Linked DNA regions of Homo sapiens: region 1 is linked to region 2. The links are chromatin loops, found by intact Hi-C in ENCODE. Cell type or tissue: heart left ventricle. All regions are shown on one strand. Links, peaks and the distances in the headings refer to the core of each region. The heading gives the core; the rest is flanking DNA. Region 1 overlaps PKNOX2 (PBX/knotted 1 homeobox 2). Region 2 overlaps PKNOX2 (PBX/knotted 1 homeobox 2).

Region 1 (15,188 bases), core at 5,156-13,155, 53 kb after region 2:
AAGCTGGCGGAGGTGATGCACTCAGAGCCCTGGGTGGCCTGTTCACATTTCTCAAACAGCAGCGTCAGGAGCGGGAAAAGAGGGTGCCTGCAGGGACATCAAGAGCTCACACATGCGCACACACAGAGACCGTGCTGCTACCTGTGCTCAGAAGCCACCAGGCTCCCCTGCCCACGTTCCCCTCACTTCTCCCAAGGTCCCACTCCTTGATAACATCCCCAGTCCCTATGGTCAATCTAGATGGCAGCACTTTGTGCCTTGGCAAGGAGGGTCCACTCTTCCAGCTTCTGGGCTTAAGAGGCTTCTGTCCCTACCCACTGGTCGCCTACCTTTTCTCTTTGGTCAGATAAACTGCATGAATATTTGGGGAGGGATGATGGATTATAAACCTTCCAAGAAGTAGGTGTCCATTTCTGGCTCAGAGTCAACCTAGGAAGGAAATGTGGGGAGTGTCCAGAGAAGTCCTGGATGTGAACATTCGTGGTAGGTCATAGATCCATTCTTGGCTTTCTGGAGCCAGCTAAGGGTGGCAGATGTGCACAAACACTTGTGTGCTTGCAAGTGCATGCAGGAGACATACGTGAGCCTGAAGACTCATCCACACGTGGTGGGCAGATGTGTCCACCTGTCCTGAGTCTTGGTAGACTCAGTTTAGGTCAGATACCCCAGTGTGTTAGGTCATCACACAATGATGCAACGATTATTTACATCACTATGTGATGCAAATCATTTGCTCACTGTTTCCCTCTGAGACTCTACCTGACTTAGTGATCCTGATATCCCTAAGACCTTGGCATGCATGCTCATAGCAGACACTTAATAAATATTCGGTGAATGAAGGAATCAATGAGTGAAGAGGGTATGTGTGGTGGTCGGGGCGGGGGGTTCTATGACATCTAGATGTGAGCCAAAGTGTTTACCTAAATGGCTCTATGGATCTTTTTGTTTTTTTTGAGACGGAGTCTCGCTCTGTCACCCAGGCTGGAGTGCAGTGGCTTGAACTCGGCTCACTGCAAGCTCTCCCTCCCTGGGTTCACGCCATTCTCCTGTCTCAGCCTCCTGAGTATCTGGGACTACAGGCCTCCGCCACCACGCCTGGCTTATTTTTGTATTTTTAGTAGAGATGGGGTTTCACCATGTTAGCCAGGATGGTCTCGATCTCCTGACCTCGTGATCCGCCCGTCTCAGCCTCCCAAAGTGCTGAGATTACAGGCGTGAGCCACCACCCGGCCTGGCTCTATGGATTTTATCTTGGAGATCAGCAACTCTTGAAAGCTTTTCTGACTCCTGACCCCCATTCCCCCACCGCCAAACCTACACTCATAGTCCCTGAGTTGTTTGTTTTATTGTCTGCCTTCCTCACTAGACTGTGAGCTACATGAGGGAAGGAATCTAGCTCACCTTATTTATCACTATATGTCCAAAGTCTAGTCAGATGTATGCGGATCTCAAAAAGTATTTGGGAAATATATATGTTTTATGTGTGTAGGTGTATTTGCATGTATAAGTCCACAGCACCTTTATTTCTACAGTATGTGTGCATGCGAGTGCATGGGTTGTTGACACTGGACTCCAGAGAGTCCCATTCCCTTCCACTGCAGTTCCAAAAATGCATCTCACAGCCCTCTCTGGTCTGTCTCCCCAGGCTCCTGGAACTATGCAATGTAGGTTTTTGTTTTGTTTTGTTTTGTTTTTTTTGTTTTTTGATGTAGTCCCATTTGCTGGGCAAGGAGGAGGAATGTGTGTTGGACTTGGACCTGGCCCCCATGCTTCTGCTCAAGGGGATGGTCTAGCCAGTGCTGTGCAACAGAACTTTCTGCAATGGTGGGAATGTTCTGCAATCTCCACTGCCCCATATGGCAGCCACTAACCCCATGAGGCCAATGGATACTTGAAATATGGCTGCTGTAACTAGGACTCTGAACTTTTAATTTTACTTCATTTTAGTTACTTTAAATTTAAGAGGTTACATGTGGCTAGTGACTACCATACTGAAACAGTAAGTCTTTGTTTGTTTGTTTTTTTGACAGTCTTGCTGTGTCATCCAGGCTGGAGTGCAGTGGCATGATCTTGGCTCACTGCAACCTCTGCCTCCAGGGTTCAAGTGATCCTCTTGCCTCAGCCTCCCAAGTAGCTGGGATTATAGGTTCCCGCCATCATGCCTGACTAATTTTTTTTTTTTTTTTTTTTTTAGCAGAGAGGGGATTTCACCACTTTAGCCAGGCTGGTCTAAACTGTGACCTCAAGTGATCTGCCTGCCTTGGCCTCCCAAAGTGCTGGGATTACAGGTGTGAGCCACCACGTCCTACCGAGAACACAACAAGTAAGGCAAACAGGCAATGGTCTCCCCTCCAGCACACCGTGACGGAGCACACAGAGAAGGACTGAATATCTAGCTTACATGGTATTTGTAAGTGGGTGGGGGAACCCCTAGGAGCCTGTCCATCTTGGAATTCTAACAATTTTGGACAAAAAGACAAAGTGCGTACCCCCATCCACACTCACACTCGCATTTTATGAGTCTTTCTACTCAGACTCAGGGGTGGTGGGGGAGGAAAAGAGAAATTCCTGCTCCAGAGGAGCTGCTGGGCTTGGCAGAGCCTGTCCCTGCACACTCTCTCCCCGACCCTGGTTTTGGAAGCCGATGCCTAAACTGCTGGGCCCCAGGGCTGCAGACTCGGTGTGCAGTCTGCAGAAAAAAAGGGTCAATATTTAAGGGTGGCCTATTTGCTGCCCCAAACTGCCAGGAGATCCATTGAGAAAGATCTACCGGGAAGCTGGTAGGGAAAACAATGCGTTAGCTTAGCCATTCGGCTGAAGACAAAGAGAAAACCAGGTGAAGGGGTTAAACTCCAGTATAAGTCTTCATTTGCAGCCACTAATACTGCAGCATATTATAGTCTAATCTAACCTGATCCCAGTTTAATGCAAGATTCTCCTGGCCCTGAGTGGAATACCAAAGAAAGCCTCAGTGGCTGTAATTTAAGCAGAGCCCTGCAGTGGTTTAGCTGAGGGACATGAAAGGCAAATTCCAGACGGTGTTATGAATTATTGCGCCTTATGAACCTCCCTACTCTCAACAGATGCCTGCTGCCATTTAAACAGCCACTAGATCAATTAGGAATGAAAGGCACAAATCGACTCTGTACAAGGGCACTAAATTACCAGGAACTAATAATCCGCAGCATCGTGCCAGGTGGTGGGGGTGCGGCCCCCGCTGCAACCCCGTGGCAGCTGCGGTCACCGCACATTCCTTTCTCACTGGTTAGTTGGAGGGAGGGGACAAAGTGTGTGTGTGCTTGTGTGTGTGTGCGCGTGCATATGCATGTGTGTGCACCAAGGTTATATGCAGGCTGTCAATGAGAACAAGTGTTGTGTGGGGTCCTGTGTGTTTTCATTGTGTGCACACGCAGTGTTGTGCTAATGCTGTATATAAGCACAGATGGGTAGTGTATGTAACTGGGGTGCTGATTTTGTGTGCTGTGAGCACAGTGTGCATGTTCTCTGTGCTGTTTGTATGCAATATGTGTGTATGTGTACAGGGATGGTGTGTTCTGTGTACACAGTGTGAGTGGCATGTGGGGTAAGGACGGGACATCTGCCACGACTGTGTCCCCCAGCTACTAGCACTAGGCTTTGGGTAGGGAGAGGAGGGTGATCTCCTCTGCTTCTGTCCTTGCTTCTGCAGGGAGGAGCAGCTTTTCTTAGAGTGGTCAGGGAGAGCCTCTCTGCGGAGGTGACATTTAAGTTAAGCCTCGGATGATGAGACGTAGTCACGCAAGGAGCTAAGGGACTGGCGTTCCAGCAGGAGAAAAAGCAAAGCATTTGAGACAGGAATGAGCTTGCATGTTTCTGGAACAAGATGTAGCTGAGTGTGGCTGAAGCCAGGTAGGCAGGTGGGGAGTGGAGGGAGAGGAAGTTGAAAAGGCAGCAGGAGTCAGATCATGAGGTGCCTCGTGACAGAGCTGGGCTTGCAGGGATGGGGTGGGAGGCATTGTCACATACAGCAGGGAACATGCACCTCCTCTGCAGAACCACAGCCAGGGTCTGTCTTCTAAACCTCCTTCACTTCCAGGTGTCAGATCTCCCCAGAATGGCTATGTGTATGTATGTGGGGGCATATCTGGGGGTGTCTTCTGTGGCTCCTGCTGTCTCAGAAGAAAGGAACATGCTGCCCATCCTTCCCTCCAAGTTAACTAAGAGTCTATGGAGCATAGGGCAGACTTTACAGGTACTGGCCTGGCACCCTCTCTCCAGCTGCTCTGCAACCTGAGGACTGAGCAGTCAGGGTTGGAGGGCAGGGTACTGTCAGCCCCCAGATCCTCTCTTCTCCTACCCCAGCCTCCCCATGCTCCAGCGTCTGGCTCCTCCCATCCCATCCCAGAGCCCTGTTGCTCTCTCAGAGCTCAGACAGCATCTGAGATCACCCACAGCTTTTCCTGTGATCCATGGTCATGGTCAGCGGGGCGCCTGTGGCTCCCATGCTCCATCCACCTGGCCCACTTGATAAACCCAGACACTACCTTCTACCTCATGCATGGGGATACCTGAGACACTGCACTGCCCACTGAGAGACACGCTCCATTTCTCAGCGACTCCGTGGGTTTTGTGGCTGCAGCGTGGTCCTGGGCTTCTCGCAAGCTGTTCCCAACACAGTTATGGGAGAGTCACCTCCCCTTCCCCAGGTGCCCAGCCTGTACCTGCCTAAAGGCTGACTTATATTGTCTAAGCTACCCTCCAACATCACCCCCTAAAGCATGAGAGGAGGCTGGCAGCCACTTTGGAAAAGTTCTTCCCAGCAGTCTCGGCTGCAGGCTTGGGGGTCTACCCTGAGGGCAGAGCCCATGAGAGCTGCCATCAAAGCCACCTGTAATACAAATGGCCCTGTGTGAGCCAGGGATGGGTGGGGAGAAGGATTCCCAGTTAGAGGAGAGACTTTGGCCTTCCCTGAGCCTCAGTTTGTCCCACTACAAAATGGTTTTTCAGGAGTGCTTCTTCCTGCTGTCCAGATATCTTCCACTGTGGGTCCACATCCTCCATGGGCTAGAAGCAGAGATGTGGACACTTGGTGTCCAGTGCCGAGTGTCGATGATGATGAGTGGGATGTGAGGAATGGTCATTAGACTTTATATCCAAAGAGCTGAGGACATGTGACCTCCATAAGAGCTCACCTCCTCCCTCCCAAACCCCTTCTTCGCTCTTCTCTCCCCATGTCGCCTCCCTCCCGACCGCCCCCTCCACCCCAATCTCTCTTAAGCCGTTCAAAATTTGGAGGAAATAAATCTCTCTGCACTAATTCAGTGAGCGTTTGAGCCTCGTCAGTGCAGAACAAATAAAAGGAGTGAACTGGCATGACATTTTACTGCAGAAGAGAGGTCGTTTCCAGCCACTAATAAAAAGGATTTGACACAGACTAATAAAGAGAAATGAATTTCTCTAATGGCCTAATTTAGCACATTCAGCTCTGCGCCTCCGCCTGGGTGCCGGGAGGGCGGGCGCCTTCCCCAGGAGCGCGGACACAGGCAGGCAGGAGGGAGACGCAGCTCAGCTCAGGGAGAGGGGAAGAAGAGATGATCGCGAATAACATTTTATTATTTCTTTTCTCCTTTCTGAGTCCCCCATCCCACCCTCCACCCCCTACCCTCATCACCTCTCCCCAGGAGCATCTGAACTAAAATCAAACTTAAGATATGCAGTTCTTGTTAACGATCCAAAGAAATAAAGAACCCCTCTCCACAGAATTGCAGTCTTGTGCTAGCTTAAGAAGGTGATTAAACCAGATGTGTTGATTTCTACAGGGGTTTAAGCCATCGTTGGGTTTAATTACTTCTGACATTTCTGCCTTCGTGTTTTTTACATCACCCAAATTTGCTGGTCTGGAATGCCCAGTTTGGGGCCAAGGTGTGTGCAGCTGTCCCCGGGAGAGGCGATTAGAGACAGGGCAGTATGTTGGCTGCAGCCCTGTGCAGAGGTTAGCACCACCCTCTCTCTTAGTAACAGAGAGGCTGAGACCCCTCAATCAACACCAAAGCCTTGGAGAGCATCATGGGGCAGGCAAGATTCAGCAAAGCCCACATATTCCTCCCCACCTCAAGACAGATATTCTTAACATAAATCGGGCTGACAGATTGCCCTAACATTTTTAAAGGCCTTCAGGAATGGACCCCGCAACTTCCTTGGTAACTCTTATGCTCATATATAACTTAAACTTCCCCTATGTGGCTGTGGCTAATTTCTTTTTATTAAAAGACTCAAAAAAAGATGGCTGGGTCCTTGGCTGGGCATGGTGGCTCACGCCTGTAATCCCCAGCGCTTTGGGAGGCTGAGGCGGGTGGATTACCTTAGGTCAGGATTTTGAGACCAGCCTGGTCAACATGGTGAAACCCTGTCTCTACTAAAAATACAAAAAATTAGCCAGACATGGTGGCACGTGCCTTTAATCCCAGCTACTCGGGAGGCTGAGGCAGGAGAATTGCTTGAACCCAGGAGGTGGAGGTCGCAGTGAGCCGACATCTCGCCACTGAACTCCAGCCTGGGCGACAGATTGAGACTCTGTCTCAAAAAATAAAAAAAAAAAAAAAAGAGAAAGAAAAAAAAGGTAGTTGGATCCTTTTTCATTTCTCTTTCTTTCTTTTTGGACCACCTGGGTTTAAAAAAAAAAAACAAACATTTCTTCCTTCTTAGGGGAGGAGTAGAAACAGAAGCAGAGACAGAAAAGAAGTTAGAAAGAATGCAAAAATACAGAGCTTCAGAGAGGCGAAGATGCAAAACACAAGGGAGCCAGAGAGTGGATATGCAGACAGAAACAGCACCAGCCATGAGCGGGGGCGAGGGTGGTCACCGGCAAGGGGAGATGTGAATGCTGAGTTCTCTTTCTGGGTGATAAACTTTGTGATTCACAGTCATGCCACTCTGTCCCTTCTAAGCCTCTCAGCCATCCCTTCCCTTGTGACCTTGGCCAGGACTGCAGACCTCAATTATGGGTCCAGCCAAGTGTGTGGCTGCCTGCCTGGGCCATCCACCTCCTTTCCTGTGACTGACCTTGGAGCCCCCCGGCTCCTTCCGCACCTTCCTTACAGCCATTCTCACCCTCTTGGGGGTGGGAAGAGGGAAGCCCAGGGTCAGTGCCCACCCCATCCCTGAACCCCTGCTGCTTCTTCCAATGGGGACAGGGGAGACAGAGCCTCTGTCTCTTCCTGTTGGGCCAAGGATGGATGATCCAGAGGTGGAAGGCATGGGAGAACAAGATTTTTTGGTGGACATCTTCAGGCATGGGCCAGCAGGACCAGAGGCCTGGTCAGGGTCCCACTGCTCAGAGGACACAAGGCTGTTGGCCGGTGGGGTGGGGTGAGGTGGGGCACGCAGGGATCGGTGGCGCTCTGGCTACCAACCTATGCCCTACCGGCACACAGTGAGTGGTTGTCAAGTAGCTAAAAGTTCGCCTTTCCAGAAACTCTGCCTGAGGACTGGCGTTCTGAGCCTTTATTTCTTAGTGCCCAGGCCAGACACCACTGGGATCTCAGAACCAGAGAATAGCCTAGAAACTACTTTCCCAAACAGACCCCTAACCCCTTCCTGGGGCATCTGTTTACCGCAGATGGTCCACAACAAGTGCCCTTTCAGAGGAGGGCAGTAAATTTTCTCCTGGATGATGGTGAAATGAAGCCAGCGCTCGCAGATGGGCGCTCCAGGCTCTTCATCATGTGGCCTCAGACCCTTTTCAGTATCTCTCCTAGATCAAGCTTGTCCAGCCCGCGGCCCATGGGTGGCATGGAGCCTAGAACGGCTTTAAATGTGACCCAACGCAAATTCGTAAACTTTCTTAAAACATTATGAGATTTTTTCTTTTGCGTTTTTGTTGTTGTTTTGTTGTTTTGTTTGTTTGTTTTTGCTCATCAGCTATTGTTAGTATTAGTGTATTTTATGTGTGGCTCAAGCCAATTCTTCTTCCAATGTGGCTCAAGGAAGCCAAAAGATTGGACAACCCTGTAAAAGGACTCAGCAGAGAAAGGTGGTGGCTGGAAGGAGAGGGCAGGCGGACCCTGGTCCCTGGAATGGTCACTACTGTCCTTCAGCAGCCCGTGGAAAGCAAACTTCTGTGCCTTCCTGTGCCCATCTTTGCCCTTTGCTCTCGTGTGCCCATGACTTTCTTCCTGCTGCTCCTTCCACCTGAATTCCCTGCTCCTGTGTCTCTTCATGTCCCCTCCAACGACCTCAGCATCCAGGCCAACATGCCTTCTGTGCAGGCTCCCCTCATGGGTCTCTCCAGCAAGAGAAACCATCGCCTCCTCCGAGCCCTCACAGCAAATGCTAGGGGTTTCTTCCTTGACCTCACTCACAATTTAGGGTGGGAAGCTGGGTGGTCTGAAATAAGCTACACTTTGGGTAAGTTACTGAATTTTTGGAGCCTCAGTGTCCTCTTTCATTAAGGACAACACCTCCCATGCAGGTTCCTGTAAGAATTAAATGAAGAAACATGGAGAGTGTCTGGCACTTAGTAAACTATCAATTAATGCCTGCTCCATTTCCCTGGAACGGTGCGTGGGCACTTTTTAAATTCAGGGCAACACTGACACCATCTACTCCAATAAATTTATATTCCCATCTCCACTGACTCATTTGGCTGGGAAAACAAACCCACATGCCAATTCAAATAGAGGCCCAGAAAGAGGAGGGAGAGGCATCTTACAATTTATCAGAACTTCGAACCTCGTTTTCTTTTAACCGAAAAAGGACTGCCAATAGAAATTTATTTTTATTTATTTTATGACACTTCTTAAACTCTACTAAGCACAGTCGTTTGTGCACAGGACTGTCTTCCTCATGGCATGGTGGGCTCCTCCAGTCGGTGACCACATTTTCTCTCTCTCTGAACTCCCAAGGGTTAGGCACAGTATATGGCACACAGCAGAGGATCAATACATTTTTGACGAATCAGTGAATGGGAATCAGTGAATGAATGAGTGGAGTAAGCAATGACTATTGGAATGAAGGTTTTGAGACACAATCCTCAAGTTCTTTCAGGCTCAGAATCCATCCATACTAGGGGGACTTGGAACAGATTTTGCCATCTGGCAGCTTCTAGTCACAGTTGCTACGAAAGGACCTGCCTTCTTTGGGGCTCTGCTGGGGGCTGCCTGCAGAGAGGGTGGTGAGGTCTTAGAGGGAGGGGAGGGAGTAGGGAGGAAGGTGCTTGTCCAGCCCTCTGCTTCTCCTCCCCTTGAAAGCACCAGATGGAGAGAACAGAGGGGGGTGGGAGCGAGCCAGCGGCCCCTGGTTGGATGTATTTTTACTTCAGGTGTGACGTTGAAACCATGCGGGTGTATTTTTAGTCCTGCCCAGTGGGCGGTGTGTTCGCCTGGGTTGCCTTGGAGAGGACTTCTTCGAGTTGCTAAATTGGAGCTGCATCTGTCAGAGCTCCTGGGCTCCAGCCCAGCTCTCCTCCCCCAGGTGGGTGGACAGGTCCATTCCCGGCAAGTGTGGGGCCCAGGGCAGGTCGCAGTCTACTCAGCCCTCCTCCCTTCAGACACATGCACGCACACACTCCTCCCGGCACATTAAACGCATCTATGTGAAATCTCAACACAGTGAAAGTTAAAACTGCTCTGCGAGGGCAAAAATACAAAGAGCCTGATACATGAGACCTGGTGGGGATGTCGCGTCCAGCCCCTTCAGAACAAGGCGAGGTGACTCTGGCAGTGAAAAGAGAAGTGCGACAGACCCCATGACACGAGTTTACCTATATAACAAACCTGCTCCTGCACCCCGAACTGAAAATAAAAGTTATAAACAAAAGAGAAAAGACAAGTGTCCTTCCTGAAATTAGGCAGCTAGTGAAAGGCGATCAGTGATTCCAGCCAAGTCACCAGAAATTCAGCCAGTCCCCCTAGAGAAAGAACTTCAAGGGGAAGAGATGCTGTGAGGAGGTGAGCCCTAACCACGTTGTCTTGGTCACAGTCAAGGACTAAACACACACCCACACACACTCAGTGGCACTTTGTAAAGTGCTCTTATATGTGCTTATTGCATTTTGATACCCCAACGGGCTTCTCATTCTCATTTCACTCATTAGCAAACAGATGTGCTGTGTGGTTAAATGACCGCATCAGGCTATGCAGTAACTGAGTTGAGATTTAAAATCCAGGTATTCAAACTCCAAATCGTGTGCTCTCCCCTCTCTCCCATGTACTACTTGTGAGCAGTTACTGAACTCACTTCATCTGCCTTCCCCCTTTTCTCTACTGTTCTTGAGTCATACACATCCTGGGGTCCAAGCACTGAGCTGCCAGGATTACCCTGGGAGCCACGAGACTGTTGCTGTATGAGAGAATCTCTGCTTTATCCGGTGAGTTTCCAAAAGAACCTCCTCTTGTAATAATACTTGTGTGTGTTTGGAGAGGCCTTAACATTTTTACAGATCTCTCCTCTCCTCGTTTGATGCCTACCCTGTGGGGTAGGAAAGCTTATCTAAAGAAGTTAAAGATTTGCCCGATGATAGAGTCAGAATGCAGACTAAATTTTCAGTTCAGGTTCTTCCCACTCAACCATGAAATGGATCAGTGCCTGGGAAAAGCAGAAAGTGGCACTATGGTTAAAAGACAGGGAAGCTGGCTTAGCTCAGGCCCGGTGAGAAGCCACTGGCCATATGAACCTTCATGGCCCCAGCTTTCTGTTCTCCTCCCACCCCACCCCACCCCACCCCATGTCATTTGCACTAGCAGGAGGCCCAATTGCTGGTTGTCTTCCTTCTTGTAAGGGGGACAGACCCGGTGCAGTCCTTCTTCATGAATGTAGATACCATTCACCAAGAGCCTTCTGTGTGCCAAGCACTGCCAGCTGTTAGCATTGGTTATCTCATTGAATCCTAACATAACCTTGTGAGGATAAAAGTCATCAGATTTCAGGACTCCTGGATCTTTGGTCTTGGCGGGGACCCTGGATGATGGAGCTCTACCTAGGTCAGGGAGGTGAGCCGTGGAAGCAGCACGACCAACCACTCCTGAGCACACCTGCTCCCTGAGCAAGACAGCTGCAGCCTCTGGGCCTGTCAGCATCAGTTGCAAGGCTGGGCTTGGTGCGGGAGGCCTTATGATGCCATAGAAAGGGCAGGGAATAGGCTTTGCCTGGTACAGAGGAAATCTGAGCATGGTTTCACTTTTCAGATTATAGCTCCAGCAGGATCACCCCCCTGACTATAGTCAGCAGCTGAGATGTTACCTCAGGTGCCAGTGAACCCAGCTGCTTCAAAAAGCAGGGACTATCCACCAGAAGAACCCCCATCCCACAAAGCCCAGCCAAGGACACAGCCTGGAACATCTGCCCACAGCACCTAGTAGTCCAGAGGCCCTGGCACGAAGCATCCGGTCCTAACTTCTCTGCTTGGAATGGCTGCATGTCTCCCACACCATTCTCAGGCCACCTCACCCAGCACATTCCAGGAATGACCAAGCCTAATGCCAGGGAAGGCAGAGGGTTAAGCCCCAGGGTCAACTTCACTGGAGCCAGAACACTCTTTGGTCACAGGGTGGAAGAGTTCTCTCAAAGACACTTCATTAGGAAGTTCCAGTTCCCAGGGTCCTGACCAGGCGGCTGCTACAGAGGACAGTCACACAGGACCCAGCCTATCTGTCTAGCCTCAAACCTGGAGAGATTCCTCCCACCCCATCCACCAGCCCAGCCCCAGGATTGGTAGCGTGGCTGTCATTCTCTCGGGGCTCACCTCCCTTGGGAAAAGCAGTGCAACTCTCCCACGCTACACTGCAGGCCTGAAGCTCTGCGGTCAAATCCACAAACACTTTTTTGAGCCCATGCTGTGTGCCAAGTTTATGTCACAGCTACTTTCTACGCCTATCTTTCCCTCTGTCCCTGCACAGGACCCCTTTCCGAATTTACCACAATGCCTTACGCATGCTGGAGCTCAGTTCATAATTAATTGAATTGTAGAGTGAAGACCACTTGACTGGAAACCTTTGGCAGCCCTGCCTCTTGCTGCGCCGCCTCTCAGCATTTACCTCCTGGCTCACAAGCTCCTGCCTGACACCAATACATCCAACAGCGGCTGACACCCACAGAATGTGGACCACCTGCCAGGTTCTTTACCAAGCACATTACCTGTGTTATCTCACTTAAACCTCATGACAATCTAGATGAGGAGATGGTACTATTTTTAGCCCCATTTTACAGATGAGGAAACTGAGTCACAGAAAGTTTTAGTGTCCAGTGATGGAGCTAGAGTGTGAACCAGGCTGTGCTCGTGACCCCGATCCTGTCCCCCCGAATGTACCAGACTTCACATCCTGAATGGGCCAAAGCAGCATATGCTGGCTCCTCTGTTTAAAATACCCCAGTCTACTGAACACTGATCTGTATGCCATTTATTATCTTATTGTATTCTAGCTATTATCATTTTTCTTTTTGATAGTTGAGAAAACAGAGTCCCAGAGAGATGAGCTAGCCGATGGTGACAAAGCCAGTTCTCACCAAGTCTATTTCTAGAGCATGATTCTATTTCCCACTGCCCAACACAGGGCCATGGCTGCATTTGCACCTCTGGCTATAGGGCTGTCAGGATCATGCCGGGAACTTCCGTGACCTTTAGGATAGTCTCAAGGGAGTGATCTGAACACTGCCTACTGTCCTGCTCTGTTCCTCCCCACACAACTGTGGATTCTGCCATCCAGTCTGCATGAGACAGAAACAAGTGCATTATAAACAGGGCTCACATTGCTTTTATTGAACTAGAGCTGGACTTGAGCATGAGCTCTCTGGTGGTCCCATGTGGGTAGAAGTTCTGAGCTTGTGATGTGTGGGAGATGAGACTGACAGAATGAACTAGACACATGGTGTGGAAAGTGCAAGATTCTCAGAGCTAAGAAACTAAAGAGGAGGCAGAAGAATGGTTTGAAGCAGGGTTTCTGGAGCTGCGAGGAAGGAGATCATTCGCTGATAGACCAGGAAAGGCTTGAAAGCCACTTGGAAAAGATGGAGAAGTTTGGAGTGAAGATGGGGCTCTGCTGAAGCAGATGGAAAGAGACAGACTGCCTTGGCATTTAGGTGGAAAATCATCACTGAAGACACTTATAAAACACCTATCCACACCAGGTGCTGTTCCAAGAGTTCATTGATTAAGAGAGAACATTTCAAATTTAGAACCCAGGAGTGGACCAGATAGGACAGTGAGGACCAAGAATGTAGGATTGCAGCTAAAAGTATCAGTAACACCATTCTAAAGAACTGGCCTGTAAGATGGGCTTACGCATGTAAATCTAGAGACTGTGCGCCTGGAACCTGGCTCCCTAGGTGGGGTTTGGGCTTTGAGGCAGCGAGAGCCTCACGTCTTCCCTACTGCTCGGTGCCCTCAGGTGGGCGGTTTGGGATGGGCCATGGTATGAGTATTTACATCACGGGGATCAGCAAATGCTACGAATCGGAGCTGCTCCCCTTCCCCGCCTCGAGAGACGTTTGCCGGCACATCAACCTAGAACTATGGTATATTTATGGGGTGCTCCCTAACCATTTAATGAAGCCGTCCAACAAGCTTTGATGCAGTAGCTACTTCGTCTAAGCTGCTGACTCTAAGGTATCATGTAAGGTGCTGGGGATAAAGCAATGAGCAAGACAGACGCAGACCCTGTCCTCTGGAGTTAACAGTATAGCAGGGGAAACAGAAATAAGGTTGACACAAATGCTAACACAGTTAATTCAATTGTGAGTAATGCCACAAAGGAGACAGGCAGAGTCCGGAAGCCACCTCACCCTCTATCCCTGACCTGCAGCTCCACTCTCTGGGTTCTTAATGGAAAGGCAAAGCACCACTGCCCTCACTGTCTTCTCACTGCTCATGCCTCCAGCCCAGCTTTTCCTTATCAGTAATGGGCAACAACTTTAGCACCTCCGCGTCCCTGGTTCTCGGAGAGAATCTTTCAGCCTTAGGGAAGTGAGCCAACACCTTAGCAGAGCAGTCTTCGCAAAGCCAACCTCCTCCCCCACCCGCACCTGGCCAGGCCTAGCTCCTGCCCCTCTTCCGCTCCTCAGGACACCATGGTTTCCATGGGAACCCACTCACTTCAAAGGGGAACGAAGGAGACTGGAGGGGAGGAGGGGGAGGGAAAGCTGGATTAACCTCACCCTCTTGGCCCTGCCTCTGCGCCGCTGGCAACCTAATCCCCTGATTTAGGCAGCCCCTAACATCGGACTCCTCACCAGCATGGGCGGGTGGGGCTTGTGGTTCAAGCTAAGCTTGAACTTCTTTGGGAGAAAACCCCAGGGTTGAGGTGGGGGCTGGGGGAGGAGAGAACTGAGCTGGGTCCAAACCTGTGGTCCCTCACTCCACCGGCCTCCCCTCTTTGGACCCCCTCTCAGTGCTGCTCCTGGGCCACAAACACAATTACCCGCGATGTGCATCCAATCATGGGATCTGCTCGGATTAGACTGCAATCATTAATCTGAGCCGGAGCCCCTGGTTGCTTTGCTGATTAGTCCAGATGACGCTCTGGTATGATCCAATTAAAGACAGACGCTGCCCTCCGTCCCCCACCCCACAGTTTCCACATCAGAAGGGAACCAGTACATTTCATTAACACATCCTCATACACAAATAAAACCTCCCGGGCACTGGCAGGCTCCCTCCCCTTTGTCACACTGCCCCTCTGCCACCGAGCAGTGTCCTAGGCAGGGAGGGGCCACACCCACCCTTCCTTCATCTGTGGTTCTAGCAGGGGCCATGATGGGGGCTCCCAAAAGCCAGTGTGGGGCACTCATCTGAATGGAAAGGGTCTGGTTACACTTATTGACATAAAATGCCGACTCCCTGATGTGCTTTGGAGCAGCCAGGCTGCCCCAGGCAGGCAAATCTAATTAAAATTACCCGACCCTACAGGAGGCTGAGCTCCCTCCCTGGTCATCCCGGGGCAATGGCTGCAGAGAGGGCGGCTGGTACTAATGGGTGAGATGTGGTTGTAGGAGACAACCCTGGGGCTGCCGGGCCAGGAGGCAGCAGCAGGACTAGAGAGATGGGAAGCCAGCATGGTGCTGCTGTCAGCTCGGTGTCCTGAGGTGCTGGGGCAGCCGCGTTTGCCTGGGATTCCCTCTTCCAGGTCAGACAGCTGCAGACATACTTTGGGCAAACACCAAGGGTTGCGGGTGGTTAGCCCGGTGGGAGAAGATAAAGCCCAGGAGGGAAGGGGAGT
Region 2 (15,188 bases), core at 3,560-11,559:
AACACCGGTTGTGGAACCTACATTGTATCTATAACAAGCAACCCTGGTGATTTTTATGCCTCTAGCCTCATTGTTGCCTGGGGAGGCAAGGTAGGCAGAAAATGTATGAGTGAAGATATCTGGATACGAGACACAGGTATACTTTGCAATGAAAGGTAGGAGTACTTTTATGCCCACAAACAAATACATTCTCTCCAATATTTTGTACCAAAGGCAGGGCCCTCCCTCTTGGACTATCTTGTTTTCTTACTCTTTTTTTTTTTTTTTTTTTTTTGAGATGGAGTCTTGCCCTGTCACCCAGGCTGGAGTGCAATGGCATGATCTCGGCTCACTGCAAATTCCGTCTCCCAGGTTCAAGTGATTCTCCTGCCTCAGCCTCCCGAGTAGCTGGGATTACAGGCATGCACCTCTATGCCCAGGTAATTTTTGTATTTTTAGTACAGACGGGGTTTCACCATGTTGGCCAGGCTGGTCTCGAACTCCTGACCTCATGATCCACCCGCCTTGACCTCCCAATTGGTCAAACTCAATTGACCTCAGGCCTCCCAGTTGGCCTCCCAAGAGGCCAAGCAATCCTCTTGATGGATTAATGAGTAGAGATAAATATTTCCCTTCTTAAAAACAACCACTTAGCTATTACAGCAAAAGGGGGTTTAAAAAAAAGGACATGGGGGAAGCTTAACTAAGCCACCAGCCACCCAAATAGTGACAGCCAATAGTAAATAAGCAATGAACCCTCAGCCTCCGTGTTGGGGAGACCACAGGGGCTGCGAATGTCCTGATGACACAGAGAACGTGCCTTAGGGGGCAGCAGTTAATTCAACTACACTCAATCATGGCCAAGTGGGATTATATAGGTCCCAAGTCGCCTGATTGCCTGATTTTTCAGGAGAAGCCAGGAATCTGATTTTTTAATGTGTAACCTTCTAACTTTTAAAAGTTGGCACACAATTTTTAGACAATATATGGCTCAAAACAGGTCTGAAAATTGAGCTTAACCTGAACCTCACAGTGGAGCTGAAAGCTTCCTGCTTTGCAACTCTGAATGAAGAAGTTTGAGTTCTCTGTGGTAAGGATGAGATCATAGTTATAGCCATTACAAGGATGCTACGAGCACTCTTTCAGTCTCAATCTTTTTCTTTTTTCTCATGCATATTCATTTTAAAATAGTAGAGATGCGGGCAGGTGGGGGCGGGTCTCACTATGTTTCCCAGACTGGTCTTAAAATCCTGGGCTCAGTGATCCTTCCACCTTGGACAACCAAAGGGTTGGGATTACAGGTGTGAGCCACCGTACCTGGCCCAGTCTCAGTTGTTTCTAGTAGAATGTAAACTCCCTGAAGTAAAGAACGCTGTCCTTGTTAGCCACAGGTGTATTCTTGTAAAACAGTGCCTGGGACAGAGTCGGGGCTTGATAAATGCATGCTGAGATAATGAATGACTCATCAGGAATGAATTGGAGCAGGCTGCAGTGTGGTGGTCATTGCCCTCCTGGGGCCCCATGCAAGGCAGGAGAGGGGATCCTCGGTCAAGGAAGTTGAGCTCTGGCCACCAACTCCCATGAGCAGGATCTCTGAGCTTGAAAAGTCTTTCCTGATGGGTCGGGGGGTGGGGGGCAGAAGTCAGTCTGAGAGTTGCCAGAGCCCTGATATCAGAGTTCGGTTTTGGGTAAAGGAAACCTTCCCCTACCCCTCGCCCTGTCATCCATCTCTTGAATTTCCACAGGGATTATGGCGTGTCTTTTCCTTGGGTTGGGCAGCATTTGGGTCATGCACAGAGAGAGGTTGTTGGCTCCTAAAAATACAACTACCTACATCTCAAGTGATTTCAGAAACCCCTTTTCAGCCGGGAGTGGTAGCTCACGCCTGTAACCTCAGCACTTCGGGTTGCCGAGGCAGGCAGATCTCTTGAGCTCAGGAGTTGGAGACCAGCCTGGGCAACATGACAAAACCCCATCTCTGCAAACACAAAACAAAACAAAAAAATTAGCTGGGCCTTGTGGTGCATGCCTGTAGTCTCAGCTACTCAGGAGGCCAAGGCAGGATAATCACTTGAACCTGGGAGGCGGAGGTTGCAGTAAGCCGAAATTGTGCCATGGTACTCCGGCCTGAGTGATGGGAGTGAAACCCTGTCTCAAAAATAAATAAATAAATAAATAATAATAATTTTAAAAGGCCGGGCGCAGTGGCTCACACCTGTAATCCCAGCACTTTCGGAGGCCAAGGCAGGTGGGTCACCTGAGGTCCGGAGTTCAAGACCAGCTTGACCAACATGGAGAAACCCCATCTCTACTAAAAATACAAAATTAGCAGGGTGTGTTGATTCATGCCTGTAATCCCAGCTACTTGGAAGGCTGAGGCAGGAGAATCGCTTGAACCCGGGAGGCAGAGGTTGCGGTGAGCCGAGATCGTGCCATTGCACTCCAGCCCTCCAGCCTGGGCAACAAGAGCAAAACTCCATCTCAAAAAAAAAAAGAAAAGAAAAAAGAAACCCACTTTCAGTTGGCAGCGTGGTTGAAAAGATGGCTGGCAGAACTTGATAGAAAAACTTGGCGGGGAGAGTGTAGGACAGGCTACTCTGCAATTTCTTTAGAATAGTGTTCCCTAAAGTGTGTTTTGTGGAATATTGGTATAACTTGAATAGATATTACTTGAAAAAAAGGGAGGTGGAGCAAATCTCGGAACAATTGAAACAAAGTTCAACAGGTTTCTTTCCTGTAGGACTTTTTAGAGCCTTTAGTATAATAATGTGCATGATGAAACTCTACTAACAAAACAGAATATGCAGTTAATCTTAGGCTAATTTGGGCATGGATTTTTTTTTTTTTTTTTGGTAGCATATCTTTCAACAGTGTGTTCCTTAGAAACCACTGTCTTAAAGGACTGTTGTCTTCCCAGCTCTGGAGGTGAGGTTCCAATCATCGTGCAGTTCTTAAGATTTTCTTCCTCTACCTAGAGAGGCGGGGTTTCTGTAGGGTTTGCAGAACTCTCTCCAGGTGTGAGGAGGGGGAGAGATGTTGGGCTCCCTGAGGGCAGTGATGCAGGGAACTCCACCAGAGCTGGTCAGAGCCCACTTCGCCTGTGTAACCAACCACTGGCTTCCCTATCTTCCACCTGGCCATGGGGTGATCTGCCAGTACGTGCAAACTCTCCAGCATTCCTGAACATGAACAAGGCACTCCCTTCCTGCTTCTAAACAGATGCCCCAGACCTCTCAGCAAGTGTGGCTAAAGAAGGTACCCTCTCGTCTGGAGCTGACAAGAAGGCCTGCCTCTCACTTCTGTGTGGAGATCAGCTGCCTGAGTTTCTTCTTGCCTGGGGGATTATGGTGCTGATCCCTGGGATTCAAGGCCGGGAATGGAGACAGGAAAGCAAAAGCCTTTGAGGGAGGTGGAGTATGGTGGACAAGAGGGACCAGATTCATAGCTTCCGCTGCGGTCGGGGAAGCTGTCAGGAGAGGGCAGTGCAGAGCTTCCTTGCCTTCTCTCCCTAGCTCTGCCTTACAACCGGCCGCACACAAGGTGAGTGTGCTGAAATTGGCTCTTCCTCCCCAGACAGGGCAGCTGAGCTCACGCAGGACGCACATCTACCTTGTCCCCTTCCCTGGGTAGTCAGGTGTATACTGAGGCCTCCAAATTTTGTCTGGCCTCTGGTCCCATGAAAAGAGCAAAGGATTGCCACAGCAACCACAGAAAGAGAATTGTGCACCAGGGTTACGGTAGGTAATAAGATTTACTGAAAACGTCTCGGCCACATTCAGTACTGGTTTGGTGGATACATCAGAAGGAGGTTGCATAACATTAGGCAGGTGGAGGGGCTGAGAGGAAGAGATGTGGGCACCTGTGTGCCAGTGTGTCCGTGCTGGGGGACGCCTGTCCAGGTGGTGAGTGGAACGGTGTGTGTGTGTGTCTGTGTGCGCGTGTTAACAAGAAAAACGAACCAGAAAAGGAAATGCATTTTATCCCACTGCACATTGCAAAAGTCTCACGCCAAAAAAGCTAGACTTTCCTCTATGTATGGCATCAAAAGGGAGTAAAAAATGATTGGATCACCCAGATTATAAATAAGGTTATTTGTTTCTCAAAAATCCTTATTAAAACATTAAATATCAGCTCTTTTGGGGGAGAAATACATTCATTTCAGGGAGACCTCGGAAGAGTGACCATCCTTTTGCTCTACCCCAACCAGGTGGGGGAGGGGAAGCCCCAGAGGGCCCAAGGGGTCCCCTCCAGTTGAGCCAGGTAGCCACTCACATCCTGCCACTGAAGGAGGTGGCCAATGCACAATTTACAAATGAAACTGCACGTCCATTAAATTAAACCCAATGGAAAACACACGTGTGACCTGTCCTGTCATTCACAGCCATGGGGTGAGAGGGAACCGGAGGAGAGGGTGCCAACCAAGGGGGTCTGGAAGGTGGGTGGGAGGGTATGTGTTAGGGTGGACAGTGGAGAGCCTCCTCCTCCTTCCAGGAGCCCCAGTTCCTCCAGGGCTGTGGATAGCAGGGTTAGAACAGCTGGGTGGGGTGTGTGGGATGGGCATCCCCGCAGGCTCTTGGGTGCCATTCTCTGGGCCCTCCCCCACATTTAGGATATTGATGGGAAGAGGGATGTAGCACCTTCTCCAACCCCTGGCTTCCCACTGGACTAGATGCTTTCCAATGTTTCTTCTGCCTTCCCTGAAGGACAGAATGAAGAAAGGAAGCTGGAGGCTGATGGAGCCAGGCTGGGAGCAAAGGGATGGCCGTGGCGACCTGCGGGCTGGAAAGATTCCCAGATAACCTGGTTTCACCTTCTCTGAAGGTCTATGGAGGGCGTGGAGCACTGAAGGTGGGAACATCTAGGGTAAAAAACCATTGTCCTGTTGTTAAAGGAGCTAAGTTCTGTGATCACCTAGGGACAGCTGTGGCCTCAAAGTCACCTCCATATGGTTCCTAGCCCAGGGTCTGCCATCTCCTTGGCTCTTGGAGTCAACCCAGAAGGGACTCCTCTTAACCTCCCACAGGTTGAGCCCACCAGCTTACAGTTGGTTTCCAGGAGAGAGTGAAGGGCACTGTGGCTCCCATCCCTTTCTCCCATGTCCATGGTTGCTGTGCGCAGAGACAGGGCCTTGGAGGGATGAGCTGGAGCCTGGTGGATTCCATCCCATTCTGATCTGCAAGATGTGATGCCTCAGGCCCTCCCACTCCTCTGGCCACTGGTTATGCTTTGGGGCTCCCTCCTGCCCTTGAATGTCTGTCAAAGGAGCTGAGAAACTTCTGGGGATGAAACTCAGTCCCCCTTTGTCTCTCCCCTTCCTTCTAAGTCTGCCCCCGGGCAAAGGCCTACTCTGCGAACAGCACCAATCTGCCTCAGTGCAGGGCTTGTAAACAACTCAAGTCCTTCCGTGGGTGGGGGCCATGGGTGCCATCTATCCTCAGGGATTTGGTGAGTCCAGATCTCACTCCTGTCTTTCCACACAGGCTGCTCGACTGGCCCCGCCAAACAGAGTCCTCGGCAGTTCCAGGGAAGTGGGGCTGGGGTCCTCATTGAAGCTCGGTGGTTGGGAAGGAACAGGTGTCTCCTTTGCCTTTCTTCAAGCTACTGATTTGGGGAAGCTAGGGCCCAACTCCCTCGGTGCTTCCTGCCCATGTCCCCTTCCCCCCCACCCTGAAGGCCTCCCGGCGACACTCCTCTCCTGCTCAGTGATCAGTGCCATCTGGGCTGCCCGACTACTCCAGGGAGTCACTGTGTTCCAAGCCCAGGTCGCTGACATTTGTCGTCTGCAGCTCGTCGACCTCCTCCTCCAGCTCCTCCTCCTCCTCCTCTTCCATCTCATCCTCATCCTCTTCTTCTGTCCCATCCAATGAGTCATCGTGTGCAGCCATCATAGCCTGCTGCATGGCCATGGTGGCACTGTCTGAGGACAGGGACTGCAGGTTGTCCAAGTTGATGGAACCTGCGAGAGAAAGCAAGGGTCAGGACGAGGCAGGGGCTGCTGGTCAGGGCCAGCACCTCTGTGTTGGACAGGGTTTAATGGACTGGCTCATAGAGCAGTGAACTCCTTGTTTTTAGAGCTGTCCAAGCCTGAGCTGGACAATGCCCTGGTATGAAGTCTCCCATCCATTCACTAGTCAGCTACTCCCTGCCCCATCTCAGGAAGCAGCACTCCCAGCCACCGTTCACTGCACATTTTCTTTATGTGTTGGCCACTTTTGACTTTCTAACAATTCTGTAAGGCAGGTATTATTATCCCCATTCTGTCTCAGACAGTTAAGTCATTAGCTCAAGATGACATTGTCAGCGATGACAGAGTTGGAATTTTCTCCCAGGCTGGTCCAGCCCCCTAAATCTGTTTTTTTTTTTCCCATCATAACCCATAAGATGGCTCATCACAAAGGAACCTGTGCACAACCATACACATACACGTGTGCATGAGGTTATGTGTGCACACACGCACACCTACGCTCCACTCCCCATACAGAGCTATCTTCATATGCCAAGCTATAAAATGCTTGGCTCATTGAATTATTCATTGTGCACTAGGCGACTGGCAATTAGAAAAGTGTATATGGAGGGTGTGATGGAGAGGCTGGGAAAACAGAGCTCTTCCTGGCCCCTGTTCACGAGCCAGCTGCCTGCCTTGATATTTATAGATGGCCTTGGCTCCTGAAGAGCTGTGCAGATACTTACTGGTGCTAAGGAACTCAGATGGGTGCGGACATGGGGGGCTCTGCTGAGCAGTCACTGACTTGCGTGACCACCAACTCCCGCTTTTCTTTATGAGAGTGCATCTGGTCTGTTAAATTATGTACAAAAACATCCCCTTCTTTAGGGCTTTGGGGAGGGATAATCACTGTGGCATGGCAGCGATGGGAGCCCAGGTAAGGAGATAGCCCTTGAATCTTTGCACGGCTTGACCTGAAGAAGCTCCAGGAGCACCCCCAGCCCTTGTCTAGGGTGCACTCAGCCCCAGTTCTTACCATCGGGGTTTGTCCCTGGGGCACCGCCCTGCTGCTGCAGCACCCCCGCAGCGATGGAGTTGGGCCAGAATCTTTGGGTGGGCCGGTGCTGAGACTTGATCTTCTTGGCTTTGGGGGCAGGATCTGGGTTGCTGGCATCAAGCATGGGCTGCAGGATGCGCCTCCGGGCATTGATGAACCTGCCCAGAGGTAAAGTGGAGACCTGGTTAGTCATCACCTGCATGGCCTTGGGGTGGGGGCAGGGAGGGTGAAGCTGCCTTCAGACTCCATTTCACAGAGCAGACCGGGGTTCCCATCCCGGATGTAAAAGCCCAGCAAGGAGGAGGGCCCTGGGTGCTGAGAAGTTCATGAAATTTCCTGGGGCTTGGTAACTGCAAAGTCATATGGGAAGAATGCATGGGGGGTCAGAAATCCCTGCTCAAGACCTTCCAGGTTGAACGGAGGAGGAGAGCATGGTAGTCATAGGCACTAACCTCTGACTTCTCTCCAGAGAGCCAAGGGCTCGGATCAGGGCCCTCAGCTCTGGGGTCTACTTCCATCCAGCCAGACCTTGCTCTCTGAGCTCCCCTGACAGCCCAGCCAGGCACAGAGACTGGGAAAGCTGAGATCCCTGTGGGGTCAGAATGGCTACTCCTCCTCCCTCTCCCCACTCCCAGCTTTGCAGCTAGTTTTAGTCTCAGTTCACATGGGGGTGGGGAAGACCAGATGACCACTGGCCTCCGGTGCACAGCTGCGGGCAATCCTGTCTGTCTCTGAAGTGCAGGTGGGCTGGGTGCTCAGGTGGGCGTGGGTTTTCTCTTCCTCAAGAAGCTTCCAGGGATGTGCCTGACACAATGTCCCAGCAGAGGGCGCTGAGAAGCTGCAGATGAAGCCACAGGTGCCAGTGTTGATTCTTGCTTTCTGCTTCTAGCCTAAATGGGGGGACTGGCATGGTAGCTGGGCTGAGATTGAGGCAGATCCTGGCATTCGAGTCTCTTTTCCCTGCTACGCATTCCCCTGCCCAGAAGGTGGCCCCTGGATCTGGGAGCCTGCATGCAGGTGATGCAAACTCACCAGTTGTTTACTTGCAGGAGGGTGAGGTTGGTCTGGGCTGCGATCTGCCTCTTCTCATCCTCCGTGGGGTAGGGGTGCTGAAACGAGAGGTGGAGACTAGTGAGGGCTGGGCATATGCTGATCTGGCCCCCCCAAGGGACTGTGCCCACGCCATGGGCACTATCCTGAGCCAGGCAGCCCGAGTGGTTTGGGAACCAAAATTGGGGAAGTGTCATGTTTGCTCCCCACAGAGAATGGACCTAGGGCTTGGAGGAAGGTTGCCCCATGCCCGAGACTCCACATCCCGGGCTGGCCAGTCCTCAGCCAAGCCCCCACAATGGGGAGCCAGGGAGGTTTCCCAAGACCAAGATGGTTCAGTACTGACAGCTTCCAAGGCACATCCTTCTCACTTGATCCTCACTGCCGCCCCCAGCAGGCAGGGCAGGCATTGTCAGTGTTAGGGTTTCCAATGGCCTCAAACGCCCATAGAAGGTGGTAGGCGGGGTGAATGGATCAATTTAAGTTAACTGCTATTTACTGAATATCTACTATGTGCCCAGATTTATGCTAGGCATGGCTAGGAGACAGAAGAGTACTACTTGTATAGTGCTTTATAACCTGTAAAATGCTTTCATGCATTTTATTCATTAAAAAATCATCATTTTATTTAATAAAGCACATCATTGAAACTCTGAAAGGCAGGCAGGTTAGGTATTGTTATTCCCACTTTGCAGATGAAGAGATGGAATGACTCCTCCAGTGTCCCCCAGATGGTAGCACCAGCTCAGGTCTTCCGATTTGGGTCCAGTCTTTCTTCCATTGCTTCATGATGCCACTTTATAGGACTGAGTGGAGGTGAGAAAGAGAGCAGGGCAGGTGTCTCTCTCAGTCCCCCACATGCTGCAGCCCGTGCACTGACTACGCATCTGTCTCCCTCTCTCAGACTGTGCTTCATGACGGCACTGGGATACTGAATGTATCCCCAGTGCCTTCCACATACAAATGACATACAAATGCCTGCTGAGTGAAGGAAAGCAAAAGCACAGCACTCAATGCTGTGGTTTGGGTGATGAGCCCTGTAGAGGCTAAGAAGGAGAGAAATGCAGTGGTGGGGAAGACTGAACAGGTCACATTAAAGAATGAGAAGGCTCTGGGTGGCAGTGGGAAGAGAGTCGTGACCCCATTGGGAGGGAGGCCACAGGATGGCTGAGTCTATGCATCCCTAGGACTTGTTCAGGCCACAGCCCTGTGCCTGGCACCCAGCATGCAATTAAGGTGTGGCGAACGTCTGAATAAGTCAGAGTTTTGTCCTGGAAGCTAGGGGAGGTTTGGGGGCTCTTATGGCAGAAGATCAAGCCATCCAGCATCCTCAGGCTAAAATCATTCCTTTTGATTGGAGTGGTATTAGAAAGTGGTGCTTGAGCTGTCTAAGGTCCCCGAGATGGGAGGTCTCAAAATCTGGCTCTATTATGACTAGCTATGAAATCTCAGGCACGTCACCTAACTACACATCAGCAAGTCATCTGACAAATAAATGAAATTATACTTGTAAAATGCTCAATAAAAGGTACGAATACTCTTATTATCAGGGGGTGTTACAAGGTGCTTAGAACTTTCTGAGGGAAAAGGCTGCGGTCAGCAGCCTTGGTGGTACTCGCATTATCGGTGGAAAAGGAGGAGCAGCCTCTCCCCTACCTCAGCATCCCCCAGATGAAGCCATCAGGACCATGTGTTGCTTTAATTCAAACCTCTGACCCTGACCACCATGCCAAGGCAGCTGGGACTTGTGATTCATACGGTATTAAGATTCTAACAAGAAAGTAGGCACATCAGCATTACAGGAGCCAATTTTCATTCTAATTGGGAAGGAGCGGAGGCAGGATGGGAGGAGAGGGTGCAGATGGCCCCAGGGGGCAGAGAGGCAAGGACTCTGGGAGCTCTGACACCTTCTGGGGTCAAGCCCTAGTGCCTGGCTCCAACCTCCCTATTTGTGGGAAAGAGCCAAGCAGCCTCCCTGTCCATAGCCAGCTGGTCTGTAGACAAAAAGCAGCAAAAATATGGTGATTTTTTGGCCTTCCCAGGTGCAAGGGCCTTTCATGCCTCCATGCCTTCGCACGTGCTGGCCCTCCTCTGGAGCGCGCTTCCTCCTGCCTGTCCTCGCGTGCCTTTCTGAGCTTCTGTGAGGGCCTGCCACAGATCACAGCCTCTGCAAGGCCCTTCCCGACTCCCTGAGGCAAAGCTGGTCACCGTGGCCTCTGAATGATTGCTTTTCGCCCACTAGATGGCAAGACATGTGTCCCCCACTAGGCCATGAGCTTCTCTCAGGCAGGGACCCCATCTCATTAGACATTGTTTATTTCCAGTGTGCAGACCAGGCACAGTGTGCAGACAGGCAAAGAGGCCAACGTTGAAGGATTGTGTAGTGAACTGAGGAATGAACTAGCACAATAAGGAGACGCAGACTTGTTTCTTGAGCAGAGCTAGTGGCCGTGCTGACCAGGCACAGTGTGCAGACAGGCAAAGAGGCCAACGTTGAAGGATTGTGTAGTGAACTGAGGAATGAACTAGCACAATAAGGAGACGCAGACTTGTTTCTTGAGCAGAGCTAGTGGCCGTGCTGGCTGTGCTGGTTCACCAGCCCACAACTGTTGGGCATCTGCCGCATCCTGGGTGCTGGCAAGTGAAAGATATCTGAAGTTAAGAACTCACAGACTAGATGGGAAGAAAAAAAGGAGGAAAAAGCCTCTCTATTAATGGGAAGTCTGTGCTAAGTACCCCTCTGGTGACAAAAGAAGGAAGTCCTTAGGGAAGGGGATTTCAGTTGGACTTTGAAGAATGGCAAAGCCAATCTAGTAGAGGAGAGGATGATGTTCCAGGCAGGAGCCTTGCACTGGGACTTATATTTAAGCCAGTAGGATGAAAAGTTCTTCCACTATTAACGGCCTCCAGAGAAGGAAATCCTCCAGCCTTCCTTGGAAGAATAATGTTTGCTGTCTCTAAGGAGCCTTCTGTTGTCGGGCCCCCATTCTGAGTGAATGTCACAAATACACAGATTAACATGCTCCAGTCCAGTGGGGAGCTATGAGAAGCAATGCCACCCAAAACTGGCTGGTTGCTCTCTTATGAATGAGGATAGAAAGCCCCTAACCACCGCCTGGTGCAAGTCCTCACCACCTATCCCTCCTGGACGTCCAGTATCTCAGGACGCACGCTGTGGGGCTGTGGGGTAAGTAGCAGCGTTTAGCAGCTCTGGGGACAGGTGTGTCAGCCAGAACATTCCTGGCACCACATCTGAGTGGTCATGGGAGCAGTCCAGCTCGTACACGCCTCAGACCACATGATTCCTGAGGACAGAGTCAAAATAGTCCTGGCCTCTGGACAGACCATGATTGGGTCAGCGCTACTTTTAGCACAACTGGCCAGGCTTGGGGCCAAGGAGGGGAAGAAGAATCAAATGAGATCACGCAAACCATCAAGGCACAGTGGCTGCTCTCTGATCATTATTGGATCACGGCAAACCATCAAGGCACAGTGGCTGCTCTCTGATCGTTATTGGATCACGGCAAACCATCAAGGCACAGTGGCTGCTCTCTGATCGTTATTGGAGGGAACTCCCTGGATTTGGAAGAGAAGGGCCCAGACAGTAGCTCTCTGGAAGTAGATAATCCTTCCTTGAAAAAGAAGTAGATACAGTTCATGAAAAGCAAGGAAAAGAAAAAGAAAAAGAAAAAGAGGTACAGAACAGACTAGAAGATGACAGAGCCTTCTCAGGGACAGCTGGAGCCTCACACGACTGGGCAGTGCTGCCAGGGAGTAAAGGACCTTCAGAGATGGGATCAAGTCCTGACCCACCCCTTAACATTGTGTGACCTTGACACACGCAAGTGACCTTTGTTTGTTTTATGTCTTCCATCCTTAGATGGAAGTAGCAAAACAGTGACTAACTCTTGGACATGGGGATGATTTAATGAGATAGTGCAGGGTAAGCCTGTGTGCTCCATTGACTCACTCTGTGCGATGCACTGAAGCCTCCCGGCATCATCTAGTTGAATACTCAAGGACTCTAGAGAAGGGAATTATGGTATTTACACCAAGTAGGTGTCTCAGGGCACTGTAGTTGCCACCAGGAAGTTCCGCTGAAATCTGACCTCAACTCTTTCCCATCTCTCTCTGATACCTCCCTTTATAGCCCCATAACGCAACTCTCCTCTGGACTAAACTGATACTAAAAGCATCTTTCAATTGAAAGAGTGAGTTCTGCCCAGGGGCTGGTTCAGAAGGAAGCTAAGCCAGTTCTGGTTCACAGGTCCTGGATATTTCTTTCATGCACAGCCCATTGGCAATTGTCCTTCCACCTCCTAGCCATGTAGATCTCACCATGAGGTGAGCCAGTTCACCAAGGGACACAGCAGATGGGAAGCCGCAGCCTGTCAGTGTCAATAGACACTGAGGTGCTGGTGGAGCGGGGCATGGAGGCTGATTCAGATCAGCGAGCTTCCATTAGGTTTCCTGCCATCAGCAGCGCTGCACCAGAGTCCACTACACGCTTTTCCCCTCCTCTCCCTCTTGACAGCTGTGGGGCCATGGGCTGCTGCCAGCCACCACTCTGGGGTGGTTCCACTCTAGGAGGGCCAGAGACCCAGAGGAAGGCAGCCAGGATGGTGGGGGCCCCAAAACGACCACATTCCATCACATCTAAGAGGCCACTGATGGTGGGATGTACCCAATTTCAGAGATGTTAAAATGGAAGAAAAAAAAAGTCTTTTAGAATAAAGAGAAGCACAATAAGTCACCCGAGAAACTTCTCTTTCTGTAGTCATTGCCCTTGTTCATGCTTTCCATTCTTTTATTTTTGCTCTCATTTTTATCCCTGCTCCCCTTAAAACTGAACACTCAGAAAAGTACGAAGAAAAGCAAACACCCATGTAACCACCCCCAGGTCAAAAAAATAGGATACTACCAGCACCCCACAAACCCCCTTCTGTCCCCCCAAACACCTCTCCAAAGATCTCCTGACTTTTGCAGTAACCACTTTCTTGCTTTTCTTTATAGTTTTGCTATCTGTGTTACATCCTAAACATGATGACCTAGTTGACATCAGGTTTTTGAACCTGATGTAAATGGAATCATTCATCCATGCTGGCTCTGTTTAACTGTAATTGTTCCTTTTAATCGCTGTGTAGTTTTCCACTGTGAAGACACACTGCTGTCCCATTCTTCACCTTCCTGCAATCTCAAAACTATTCTCTTTCCCTCTGGTTTCTGTGTCAATCTATGCTTCACAATGCCAGCAAGATGGGTCCTTCTTAACCTCCTCCCCATCCCCATCCCTGATAAGTGAAGCCCTCTCAGATGCCCCTTCTATGAGCTCTGAGCACTTGCCCTATCTAGGATTCTTCCTACTACAGGGGCTTTGGGTCTGTGTAGCTACCTGTCACCCCAAGGGGCAGGCTGCAAGTGTTTTGAGAAAAGGGACCATGTCTTTCTTTTCAACCCTACCTCACTAGCACCAAGGAAAAATGTGTGGCATGTAGTAAGTGTTCAGTATGCATCTGTTGAATGAACGAACACGGGGCCTTCGGAGTAACTGGTACTTCTCACCATTTCCTGTGGGCATCTGCAGGTTAAAGGTGAGTGGGGAAAGCATCAGTGATCGGACCTCCCAGGAGCTCCACCTAGAGGCAGGTTGCTCTACTCACTAATAATGCTGCTTTTTCAATTATTGTTGAACGTATATTCAGGGAGGATGTGGAAGAGAAAAAGGGGGTACTTAAGAGTCCATTAAGGCACACCGGTCACCTCTCTAAAGAAGACGTGGAGGCAGTACTGTTAGAAGTACGTGAGAACACGGACTCTAGAGTCAGACTGCCCAGGTTTGAATCCTTGTCTTGTCTCTAACCGGCGTGAGACCTTGGGCAAATTACTTAGTTTCTTCTTCTGTAAAATGGGAGAGATAATTCCACCTGCTTCAAGGTTGCTATAAGAATTAAATGAGTATATATGTATATATGTGTATATACATACGTATATATGTATGTGTATACATATGTGTGTGTGTGTGTGTGTAGCTAAACTGATCAGTATCAGTAAATGAGTTAATATACGAAAGCTATTTAGAACGGTGCTTAGTGTACTCTGTGTTTGTTAAATAAATAACAAATAAGTCTGTAGCTTGACGCATGTGGCTGTGTCTCTGAAGAAGCCACAGGTTGTTTCCTGGCAGATGGCAGGAGCCTCCCAGCAGCCCCTTCTGTGAGCATACAAATACGCTCATTTTTTCAAATGGGTTTTATTTCCTGCATGTACTATGATGGGGACATTTTATCCTAACCTGAGTCTTAAGCTTCTTGGGGAATGCTGTGAGGTTGTAAATCTCCTGCAGCCATTTTTCAGGTGGACTTTCTTAGAGCTGCAGCCCTCTGGGGTGTCCTGGGGCTCAGTGCAACCCAGGGGTCTCTTGCACACCTTCCCTTTTCAGCGCCTCCATGCAACCCTGCAGCTGACTTGCCTGTTGTCGACAAGGCTCAGTCTTGGATGGAGAAGCATCAATCCAATTCTTCCTTCCCTGGGGACACATTGCCAGCAGGGCACACACCCTGGGACAGCGCTACACCAGGGGATGCCTCCGACAGTCAAACATCACTCCTGGGGAGTTGGAGGGCAGCTTCTCTCTAGATCCCTACAGCGAAGGATGGGTGGAGAAAACACTCTCACCCCACAGGCAGGAGTCTGAGGTCTAAGATTTCTCTGGGACAAAGAGAGAAATGTAACCAAGAACCCAGCTGGCCTGACCTCCTTCCTCCTGGTAGCCGTACACTAAAGGCCTTCAGGCACAGATGCCTGAACAGCGTCTAGAATGAAGACAGTCGTGGCTGGGGTAAGGGGCCACAGTGTTCCCAGGTTTCAAGAGTGAGAATAAGGGGTGAAGAGGGTTTGAGGACCACAACAACTTGGAGCGAGGGGTCACTCCCTGTGGCCAATACGAATCATAGGGGCATTGATGATTATCTAAGAGATAATTGTCATCCAAAATGACCCCTCCTTTTTCTCTTCCTACCCAATCCTAAATCCTAGCCATCCTTCATAAGGCCCAGCCCAAATGCCAGCTTCTCCAACCAAACCCTGTTAACCAACATCTCAAGATTACACAGAGCTCTCAGGGTCTCTGTGTCCAGCTTCTCCCACAGGGCAGGAGCC

The links. Hi-C counts contacts between places; a loop is a spot of excess contacts. Peaks named below come from ENCODE experiments on the same cell type or tissue, not always from the same donor. Only the 100,000 strongest peaks of a DNase experiment are listed, where the experiment ranks them.
Region 1: it touches region 2 in a loop (6-fold over the local background); 4 of 110 quality-filtered maps call a loop at or near these places.

What each region holds. Positions count from the first base shown.
Region 1 is chr11:125,370,450-125,385,637 of GRCh38, reverse strand. It overlaps PKNOX2 (PBX/knotted 1 homeobox 2), which reads right to left. Exons shown (of 13, transcript NM_001382323.2): 6 at 1-87. Among named protein-coding and RNA genes, the nearest start is that of PKNOX2-AS1, 110 kb to the right of the region's middle. RefSeq lists an enhancer at 12,847-13,726. In heart left ventricle, for the core only: a CTCF peak has its summit at 9,337; DNase peaks (open chromatin) are centred at 9,377 and 11,694; H3K27ac peaks cover 770 bases.
Region 2 is chr11:125,421,913-125,437,100 of GRCh38, reverse strand. PKNOX2 (PBX/knotted 1 homeobox 2) reads right to left here. Exons shown (of 13, transcript NM_001382323.2): 11 at 8,013-8,089; 12 at 6,960-7,138; 13 at 3,712-5,935. The coding sequence ends at 5,709. Among named protein-coding and RNA genes, the nearest start is that of FEZ1, 67 kb to the left of the region's middle. RefSeq lists a silencer at 3,334-3,628 and enhancers at 7,608-7,897, 7,489-8,392, 10,097-10,598. In heart left ventricle, for the core only: CTCF peaks have their summits at 7,593 and 7,794 (motif pointing right); DNase peaks (open chromatin) are centred at 7,810 and 11,346; H3K27ac peaks cover 713 bases.